Linked DNA regions of Mus musculus: region 1 is linked to region 2. Evidence: chromatin contacts called from ENCODE Hi-C data. All regions are on one chromosome and are shown on one strand. The core of a region is the stretch at or near the end of the contact, and the rest is flanking DNA. Distances in the headings are between cores, read along the strand shown. Region 1 holds the start of Hspa8 (heat shock protein 8). Region 2 holds the start of Piwil4 (piwi-like RNA-mediated gene silencing 4).

Evidence for each region. A loop is a pair of places that touch in the nucleus more often than their neighbours do.
Region 1: a loop to region 2 is called in a map of T-helper 2 cell, with 25 times the contacts of the local background. The contact joins the promoter of Hspa8 here to the promoter of Piwil4 in region 2. A Hi-C loop is called at or near these places in 5 of 37 maps with a recorded cell type or tissue (T-helper 1 cell, T-helper 17 cell, T-helper 2 cell and 1 more).

Annotation. Positions count from the first base shown.
Region 1 is chr9:40,798,895-40,804,204 of GRCm38, reverse strand. Hspa8 (heat shock protein 8) reads right to left here and starts at 2,929. Exons shown (of 9, transcript NM_031165.5): 1 at 2,857-2,929; 2 at 2,078-2,287; 3 at 1,582-1,787; 4 at 1,314-1,466; 5 at 676-1,231; 6 at 263-465; 7 at 1-40. The coding sequence starts at 2,282. It overlaps Snord14c (small nucleolar RNA, C/D box 14C), which reads right to left and starts at 622; the gene lies at 536-622. Snord14d (small nucleolar RNA, C/D box 14D) reads right to left here and starts at 210; the gene lies at 124-210.
Region 2 is chr9:14,736,785-14,742,261 of GRCm38, reverse strand. It overlaps Piwil4 (piwi-like RNA-mediated gene silencing 4), which reads left to right and starts at 1,590. Exons shown (of 20, transcript NM_001368831.1): 1 at 1,590-1,804; 2 at 2,808-2,871; 3 at 5,321-5,452. The coding sequence starts at 1,718.

The DNA.
Region 1 (5,310 bases), core at 1,680-4,179, about 26 Mb before region 2:
GGTTGTTGTCCTTGGTCATGGCCCTTTCACCTTCATACACCTAGAAGAGACAATAAAAATTAAGACATCCAATTTTAGAAACTACTGCTCGTGTGGCTTAAGCTCAAATTTGGGGAAGATAAGTTCGCTCAGACATCCAAGGAAGGAACTAGCCAACACAGCATTTCTGGTGGAAACTACGAATGGTTTTGGAATCCATCATCACAGCGAGGAACTTCCCTGGGCTTTCTATACAAGCTACAAAATTCTAGGGACAACATACCTGAATGAGTACACCAGGCTGGTTGTCAGAGTAGGTGGTGAAAGTCTGTGTCTGCTTGGTGGGGATGGTGGTATTGCGCTTGATGAGGACAGTCATGACTCCGCCAGCAGTTTCAATACCAAGGGAAAGAGGAGTGACATCCAAGAGCAGCAAATCCTGAACGTTCTCAGACTTGTCTCCAGATAGAATGGCTGCCTGGACAGCTATAAAAAGAAAAAAAATGTTAGAAACAACGCACTGTAACTGCAGTCTACTCAACATATGTATGTTTCATTCGCTCAGACATCCAAGGAAGGAACTAGCCAACACAGTACTTCTGGTGGAAACTACGAATGGTTTTGGAATCCATCATCACAGCGAATCTTACAGGACTTGTTGAGATTATAAAGACTATAAAGGCTGTATGTATTTACCTGCACCATAGGCAACAGCTTCATCGGGGTTAATGCTCTTGTTCAGCTCTTTTCCATTGAAGAAGTCTTGCAGAAGTTTCTGAATCTTGGGGATTCTGGTAGAACCACCCACCAAGACAATATCATGGATCTGTGACTTGTCCAGCTTGGCATCTCGAAGGGCCTTCTCTACAGGGTCCAGTGTGCCACGGAACAGGTCAGCATTCAACTCCTCAAATCGAGCCCGGGTAATGGAGGTATAGAAGTCAATTCCCTCATAGAGAGAATCAATCTCAATACTGGCCTGGGTGCTGGAGGAGAGGGTGCGCTTGGCCCGCTCGCAGGCCGTGCGGAGACGGCGGACAGCTCTCTTGTTCTCACTGATGTCTTTCTTGTGCTTTCGCTTGAACTCAGCAATGAAATGATTGACCATTCGGTTGTCAAAATCTTCTCCACCTAAGTGGGTGTCTCCAGCTGTTGATTTGACCTCAAAAATTCCATCCTCAATAGTGAGGATTGACACATCAAAAGTGCCACCTCCCAAGTCAAAAATGAGCACATTCCTTTCAGCTCCGACCTGTCAAATAAGACATTCTTAGCTCAGGCCTGTTTCTGGCAAGTTAACCCTAACAAAGTTGTACTTGATTTGAAATGCCTACCTTCTTATCTAAGCCGTAAGCAATAGCAGCAGCAGTTGGTTCATTGATGATTCGAAGTACATTGAGGCCAGCAATAGTTCCAGCATCTTTTGTTGCCTGTCGCTGAGAGTCATTGAAGTAAGCGGGCACTGTGACCACAGCGTTGGTAACGGTCTAAAAAACAATGAATTGCACAATTGTTTGGTTGGCAAATTCCCGATCAGAATGTGTGAATTAAACATAAAGGTAACACCCATCTCAAATGGCACCTGTTAAAAAAAAAACCCACCTTTCCGAGGTACGCTTCTGCAATTTCCTTCATCTTTGTCAGAACCATGGAGGACACTTCCTCTGGGTAGAAACTTTTTGTCTCCCCTTTGTATTCCACTTGGACCTTGGGCCTGCCTGCATCATTCACCACCATGAAGGGCCAGTGCTTCATATCAGACTGAACAACAGCATCATCAAACCTACGCCCGATCAGACGTTTGGCATCTGTAAAATATTAAACATACCTCATCACACTCCTTAGTGCCTATCACTGCAAAAAAAAAAAAAACCAAAAAAACAGAAAACAAAAACCTGCAGCACCCATCTAGATGGACGTAATCTCTAGTGCAGGAAGCCAAGGCCCATATTTAAAATCTTGTGGCCTTATATTGTCATATTTAAACAGTTGCAATCTCAGGCTGCAGTTATTAAGGCAGATCTGTTTCTACATTCCAAATGCCCTGCCCCCCAGCCCTTTTACTCATGCTAGTGGCACAAAGATGCTGGCGACTTACCAAAAACTGTGTTGGTGGGGTTCATTGCAACCTGATTCTTGGCCGCATCCCCAATTAATCTCTCTGTGTCCGTGAAAGCAACATAGCTTGGCGTGGTGCGGTTACCCTGGTCATTGGCAATAATTTCCACCTTTCCATGCTGGAAGACACCCACACAGGAGTAGGTGGTGCCGAGATCAATGCCAACTGCAGGTCCCTTAGACATGGTTGCTATTAGAAAAAAAAAGGAGGGGGGCTAAGCACTCGCTTTCCGGCTTTTATCCAGTCCGCAGTGGGTCTGGACTTGGTGACCCAGACCTATCACCTGAAGCCACGCGGCAGGCTCGTGGCAGCAGTGCTGCAGTATAGGTGGTCTGTGCCAAGCCTGGCACAGCCCGCCCAAGGCTCAAGGAACCATCTGTCCTAAAGGTCTGCGACAATGGTGGAGCACGTGGCCACCTCCGAGCGCCCCCCGAACCCCCCCCACCCGGACCGCGCACCGCGGGAGCCAGGATCCCCCTTTCCCACCTCGGGGGGCCCTGCCCTGTGGGCGCCGGGCAGAAGCCTTATATTTGAAGTCACAGACAGGATAAAAAGACCAGGGCGCCTGTGGCTCCCCTCCCCCGCCACGCGGAGCCACAAGGCCATGGCGGCGCCGCCCTGACTCAGCCCATCCTCCGGATCTGCTGCAGTCTCTGTCCCTGGTGGTGACGGCCTGAGCTGCAGCCGCCGCCTAAGAGACTCCCCGGGACTCCTGCACCACCCCGGACCCCCGCAAACCCCCGAGTCCCATGCCTCACCTTGTGTGTAGGCCCAGCTGCGCTGACGACGAGACCACACAAATGCCAGGCAGCTGCCTCCGCGTTCAATGAGACCGGTTTCCGCCCGCTTCCCTCTCTCTTATACCCTGTCTTAGAACCTTCCAGAAGGGTGCCGCCCCATCCCGCTGCCGATCATAGCTTCTTAGCCAATGGACGACCAGCCCTTGCCGACTGCACTAATGAAGAGCCAGAACGCTCGCCTAGGTCCCGCCTTCTCCCCGCCCCGCCTCGCGATGACGCACGACCGCGGCGTTCTGGAACTTTCACGCTCGCCCCCGCTCTGGGAACGGCCCGGGGGGAGCGGAGAAGGCGGGGCGCCGGGAGCCCGCGCGCGGGAGTCCTCTGTCACTCAGAGCTGCTGGGGGAGGGGAGAGGGTCGCCGGCGAGTGCGCGTGCGCGACCCGGCAGCGCAGGCGGGAGGGGGCGGAAGGATGCCCTGGGAGGAAGGCGGGTACCTCCGCGACGGACCAATGAGAGCAGCGTTCGGCCGGATCCCTACCTCTTGGGACCCCGGGCTGCCTGAGAGAAGAGCCTGAGGGAGGGGGAGTCCGGGAAGAGAAGACGGAAGTGGGGCGAGGACAAAATGGCTGCGAAGGTTGTTGCGCCCCTCCCCCACACGACCCTCGGTCCTTCTCCCTGAGCCCGGCGGTTTCCCGGCCTCGGGCTTGGTCCACCCCAGCCTGAGACTAAGGAGCACTGCTAGGCTTCTTGTTTCGTGCTGCCAGCTTGTGGGAGGCTAAGCCGCCGCGCTATCTCGCTGGCTTTCCCCACCCCTCACCCCCCACAAAATGGGACACCTCGATTCCCCCCCCCCCCAGTGCGGAGGCTCGATCTGCCTGGCTCGCCACATGTCCCCAGGATCGTTTGTGATCCTCTATCAAAGAAATGGCCCAGTCCTCTCTGCTTACCCCTGAGCCGAACGCCCCTCCCCACCTCCGCTGTCCCACAGGGGACAGCGTGACCTCTGTCCCCTCTCTGCTCCACCAGACTCATCAGTTAATGGAATAAATGTACGAAAGATAAATGTTTTTTGTCCCTTTGTGGGTGAGCTAGGCACTGGCATTCCTGGTTTCCGGCAGCCCCGTGTCCTTGATAGAGTGATCGCGACCTTTTTATTTTCAGTAACATGAGGTAATGTCTCTCCTGACTTGACTTTTACCAAAAATTAAACGCCCGGCCGCGCTGAGTCCTTGAAAACGTGACTGAGCCAATGGCCGGAGCGAGTGCTTAGACTCTGAAACCGCAGTGCCTGGAGGCTGGGCGTTCCGGGCCTCGTCACACCCGGCTCTCTAGCACTTTCCACGCGTCCTTTCAAATAGGCAGGGAGTGCAGCTCTTTATTAGTTAGATAGGTTGTCTTTTTATTTTTTAAAGAATACTGTTGTGGCGTTTAAATTGGAAGGTCTCCAGACCACGTGAGGAAGGCTAGCGGAAGACCGGGGACTCTTTGTCCTTGTCAAAAGCTAGTAATCACTAAGACAGTCATAAATAAATTTTTTCTTTGGTATTTGCATCTCGGGAGGAATGTTGGCTTGGAGTTCATGGGAGGATGTACAAGGATGTAACTCTGTTGCAGTTCAAGAAGATCGTTTTAATACAATGCTTTTTGCTAACCTAAAGTGTACATAACATGTAAAGTGCTCTCTATAAATATCAAAACACTTTTCTAAGGTATGTAGTACCCCATATTAGAAACCTGAGGGAAAGTGAGACACAGAGACATTACTTATAGGAATAGACACAACTGTTTTTTCTTGGAATCACCCTCTCCACTTTTTTCTTTTTTCTTTAAGCTAAGGTGTGGTGGTTCGAGCTTTTAGTTAGCACTGAGGAGAAGGATCAAAAGTTTTGCTAGACAGAAGTTAGGATATATGAGACTGTCAGTCTGTAAGTAAATTTTTAAAAATTTAGAGCCGGAGTCTGTTTCACAAGCTTACATTCTGGGATGGGAGGTGGGTGGTTCAGGCCTGTGACCCTTGCGACTCCAGAGTCTAAAACAAGGCCTGCCTGCCCTGCCCTGCCCAAACAAAGGCTTGCCTGAGCAACTCAGTGAAACCCCGTCTCAAAAGAAGTCAAACTGAGGCAGCATGGGGAGACAGGAAATGCTGAGGGTAGGAGAAGGAGAGAGCAGGCCCCTTGCCTGGCAATCCAGTTGAAGCCTCTTGCCAGTGGAAAAATAAGAATTCCAGCAAATTAACAACTCCTTAGTACCCTTCTACCTTCCCAGCCATGAGCCTGCAAGCTTCCAGGAATCTCACCAGAAACCCCATCTACAGGGAAAAGACTTGACTAACTCTAGTGAAGTCTTTTTGTTTGTTTGGTTTTGTTTTTGTTTTTTGAGACAGGGTTTCTCTGTGTAGCCCTGGCTGTCCTGGAACTCACTTTGTAGACCAGGCTGGTCTGGAATTTAGGAATTGGCCTGCCTCTGCCTCCC
Region 2 (5,477 bases), core at 341-2,840:
ACCCTGTGTTAGTTAGCCAAAAGCTGTTGACTGGGAATTTGGAGCATCCCTCCAGAAATACAAGGCTTCATCTCATAGAAAACTGCTCCAGAGTGACCAGCTCCTCTAGGAAGGTCACAGCAGACCTCTTGACATAGTACCCACAGGCCTCTGGTACAATACTAACTTTACTGACAGACAAGCATGTGGTGACTTGTCCGTATTGACACAAGTGCTTTGTCTCCAGTAAAGTCACCCTCGAAGTTCTCCCTCATCCCTCTGGCTATGCCTCTCTTAAGAGTTTACAAGACTGTATATCCGTTGCCTGAGTTACAAATAAACACCATGTTTGATTTAAATCTAGCTATTTAAGCACTTTTAAAAAGAAACCCAGAAGCACATTTTCCTGCACAAACCAGTACAAAGTTAAACTGTATTTCTTATATATTTGATTTGAGATTTTTTTTTAAACTTTGCAAACCACATCTAGGAGATGTGGCACTTGTGCATTTTATGTGTGGTGTTAGTTTCTCTTGATTCTGTTGGTTAAGAGGGCAGAAAAGATATCTGGTATTCTTGGTCACTTGGTTACCCTAAATATATGATTGCCAGTGGCTCAGATGACAAGTGACAAGACAGAATTCTTCAACACATTATTAAGTTCCTTATACCTAAGGCAAAATCTTGAATACATTATTGAATTCTAATTTCCTAATGGCTAACAGATTGACAGCTGCACATTTGGCATGCTTTGGGGTTGGTTTTTTTTTTTTAATTTTATTTTTCATTGCAGATTTATTTGGCAATGTACAGTACATTTTGTAAACTTGCATCAAGTTTATGAATAAAGAACCATTTAAAACTAAAATAAAAAAAATAAATATTTTTATATGTGGGTCTGTGTGTGCACCGGGAGCACACAGGAGTCAAGGATGCTAGAAGAAGGTGCCAGGTCCTCTGAAGCTGGAGTTCCACACAGTTGTGGGTCACTTCGTGGGTGCTAGGAGGCAAACCCTGGTCCTCTGAAAGAACAAGAATATACTAACCATTAAACCCTCTCCAGCCCCAATCTAATTTCTTTAAGATTTATTCGAATTGTTACATCCATTTTGGGTCATTCCAAACGTTTGTGTAATGGCCTGTCTACTAACCTCCCCCCCTCCCCCCGTTTCACCTCACCCCTTCTCAGGATACACCCTAACAAGACTCAGAGAAGCACACCTTATGACCGTCCCACAAGCTTCCCTCACACTTCCAGAGTGGTGTGTGATGCCATTCTATATACATTTATGATTGGGTAATTTCTAAAAACCAGGAGCAGAGAGATACATCCTCAAATGATAAAGACTGTATGCTGGGTATTTATAGCAAATGAGGGACACAGAGGAAGGCAAAAAAAAAGGTATAGGGGAGAGCGAGACAGAAAGAATAAAAAAGAAAAAGAAAGACATAGACAGAGAGGGGGGCAGGGGAGGAGGGAGGGACGAAGAGAAGGAGAGAGATTCATGCAATGCTAATAGGTGCCCACCCCCGCCTTGCCGCGCCCATCATGCGCCTGCGCATTCTGGGGGTCCACCGGGCCCTGCCCACCCACGCTCGGGTTGCTGTTTGTAGTAACTATCTTGGGAAGCTTGAATACTCCCAAACTCCGAGTCACAGCCACACCGTCTCTTTTGCCAAAGAGAAAACACTCCTGTTGAGGCTCACCAGCCCTGGAAAGCCGCTGGCACCCAGGAACATGAGTGGACGGGCCCGTGTGAGAGCGCGAGGCATCACCACTGGCCACAGTGCTAGGGAAGTGGGGCGGTCCTCAAGAGACCTCATGGTGAGTACTTCTGTCTATCCTTCCTTTGGCTATCCTGGGCAGTGTTTTCTTCTACATGCCTGTCTAACTCCTTTGAGGCTTTCCCACCTTTTTCTTTCAAGTAGATACCATGGAAGTGCAAAAGGCACTCTGGCTAGGAGGTGCATAGCTGCCTTCTATTTTCTTAGCTTTAATTCAGTCGCTGTAAATTGTGTGTGAAAGAATGAGAAAAACAAAGAATAAGCAAAAGACAGACCAACAGACTAAATAAAGCCTGAAGTATCTTCACTTGCCTTGGTGTGATACACTTGGTTCTGGTAAATGGTACTAGAAATCGTCTCAAATTCTGATGTGGAAAGATTCACCTGCTGTTGGTTCAGCAAATACTTGGAGTGTGGCTGTTCGCTGGGTGGTCAGACAGAAACAATACTGAATAAGAACGACACATCTACTGTTTGGAGAACCTTTTAGACTCAGGCCACACAGGTTTGTGATCATTTTGTCATTGTTATCATTTAGTAGAGTTCTCTTGACTTTGCTCTTTTTTTTTTTTTTTTTTTTTTTTTTTTTAAACAGACCAAGATACAATAATTTCTTGGACAAAGAAGTTTCTGCAGAGACAGTGTCAGTCTCTGTCCTTCCCTGTGTTGAGAGCTGGCTTTGGTTCAGTTCATCCCCAGGGGTCATCCCTGTGCTGAGGGATCACCCCACTTCCATAGCTCACTCACACTTCTGGGGCCTAACGCTGTTGTTATCTGGGTAGCTATCTGGGGCTGTTGTCTGTTATCAGATGGTAGCATGACTCAGCTAAATGCACTTGGCAAGGAGAGCACTCCAGCTTCCCCTTGGCCTTCTGTGGAGAATGGCCACCTCCCTCTTGCCCCTCAAGGGCATCTACCTCTAGTGTTTTCTGCTCCTGGATCATGGTAATCTACAGTATGAGACATGATACTGTTCTTGTCTTTTGATAATGTCATGGGTTGTGATTCGTTTAAGTCTGAGCAAACTTCCTACCTCTTTGTAGGTTACATCTGCCAGTCCTGGGGACAGCGAGGCCGGAGGTGGGACAAGTGTCATTTCACAGCCATGTAAGTATCTCTGGATCTGCCTCCCTGACCTCCTTCAGCCTGAGTGGAGTAAGAGGACTCACCAAGCCCGAGACACCAGACCGCACCGCCTGCTCTGCAACGGTTCCCTGAGGGATCCTCCTCAGAAGTTCACTGTGGCTTCGCTGGCGTCCTGGTGTTCCTCAGGACACCGGGATTCAGATGGGGAAGCCATCTTCTGATTCCTTCTGCTCAGCGAATCATTTTGAAACCCCACCAACCTGGAGACAGAGTGTTCCGAGCCCAGCTAAGCTCATACTGTGTTCTTGAAAATGACCTTGAACTTCGGACTCTCCTCTTCCCTCCCCAGCCCTTCAGTTCTGGCTGCAGGTGCACCAGACCCATTTTATATGGTTCTGGGGATTGGATTCAGGGTCTCGTGCTTGCTAAATAAGCACTTTGCTAACTGAGGTACATTCCCAGCCTTTGAAGAACACATTCCAAAAATACAGAGCAGTGACATCAAAGTGCCCATTTTCCAGGATGGGAGAAACCAGCGACACACAACTGTGATCCTTCCATCAGTCCTCCTTGCAAAGCCTGGTTCAGTTCCAGGGGTCTTGTCCACTCCGGGCCACACAGCCTAAGTTGCCTTGCCAGGTGTATTGGGTTCTGCCTGGGCTGCCGTGAGGAAGTACCATAGACTGAGGGGCTTCAATAAGAGACATTTGTTTGCCCCTGATTCTAGAGGGTTGAAACGAATCTGAGAACATAGTGCATTTCATATCCCTGGGTGAAAGCTGTTTACCACGTCCTGTATTGTGAACATGCAGGGAAGTTATTGATTTCTGGTCAGTAAGCTGTAAGCGCTGAGGTGCCACAGGCTCTCAGAGTCCATCTCTGGTGTGGTCTGATCTGAACTGCAATGAGAATGTGCTTGTGACACAGAAGGCCTGCTGTGAGAGGCAGCATGCTGGCCTGCCTGCCTCTGCCACTGTGACATTATCATGAGTAACTCAGCATGCAGACAGTCCATCCTTTACAGTAATAGACATATAACCTGATTTTTCCCCTTTTAACTCTTAAGTGTACAGTTCTGTTTTCTTCCTTTTTTTTAAAAGATGCATTTATTTATTTGATGTATGTGAGTACACTGTGGCTCTCTTCAGACACAGCAGAAAAGGACACCAGATCCCATTACAAATGGTTGTGAGCCACCACGTGGTTGCTGGAAATTGAACTCAAGACCTCTAGTGCTCTTAACCACTGAGCCGTCTCTTCAGCCCCAGTCCCAGGGTTTTAAGCTCACTCTTATCGTACAGTTACTGCTGGCATCTATCTCTGGCACTCTTTTGTATGGTAATACTGAAACTTATTTGTTAAAAATAACTCTCCACTTCCTATCCTTTCAGTTTCAAAGAACCACAATTCTATGGTAGTATGAACTTTTTGGTTTTTTGTTTTAAACACAGTTTCTCTGTGTATCCCTGACTATCCTGGAACTCTTTGTGGAGGCCACACTGGCCTTGAACTCTGAGATCTGCCTGCCTCTGCCTCCAAGTGTTGGGACTATAGGCATGTGCCACCACTGCCCAGCCTGGTTTGAACTTTTTAAAAATCAAGATTTTATTTTCTGTGTAGTGTGTGTGTGTATGTGTGCGTGTGTGAGGCCAGAGGCACTGGGTCCTCCTGACGTAGTTGTAAACCACATGCTGTGGGTTCTGGGAATCCAACTGGTCTTTTCCAAGAGCAGCATGTGCCCTGGCCCTGGCAGCTCGAAATGCTTAAACTGTCTAAAAATCACTTACGATCTAGAACAGTGAGAAATATAGATAGTCAGTTAAAATCAATCTCTGAAAATGAAACGGAGGGACAGTGCAATCAGGGACTACATTGTAGGACAGATGAACCCTGAACCCAGAGGGTCAGCAGACCGTTAGGCATGTTGTTTTGCCCTAAAATCCTGAATTTTGACGATTAAAAGTACCTTCCAAGTGGTGATGGCATTTAAAAACTGTACTCACTTAAACAGAAGTCACTTAGATACAAACAGACTTCTTTCGGTCTTTTTATGACCTATAGTAAATGGTAGACTTTTCTTAAGGAATAATCTAGCATGATTGTTGCTGTCCGTGCCTGGGCAGTTTCTCTTTCCACTGGGAAATGTGAGAGACTCAGCAAGTCAGTGTGGATTGTCCCCGCTTGGAACGCTTCAGAGCTCAGGGAGAAGGAAGGATAGTCGCGTGTTAACAGGTGGGAGCAGTAGCCTGACCCAAGAAGAGGACATCTATGGCACTGTAAAAGCTAACACTAAGCCTTATTTCTAATTAAACATTCCCTGCCTTTTCTATAATTTTCAGCGTTGGTACAGTCAGGAATGTGTTGGCAGCACAGGCACATCTTATTGAAAACTGCAAGTTTTGACGGTCAGTGTGGTTTTGATGGAGAGGGTGCGCATGGTCCAACACACCACGTTATCTTCTTGTTTCAGATGAACTTGGTGTCTCTTCTGGTGATGGTGGACGTACCTTCATGGAAAGAAGAGGCAAAGGCAGACAGGACTTCGAAGAGTTGGGTGTCTGTACCAGGGAAAAGTTGACCCACGTAAAAGATTGTAAAACAGGTAGCCATTACCTCCTTGTTACTTT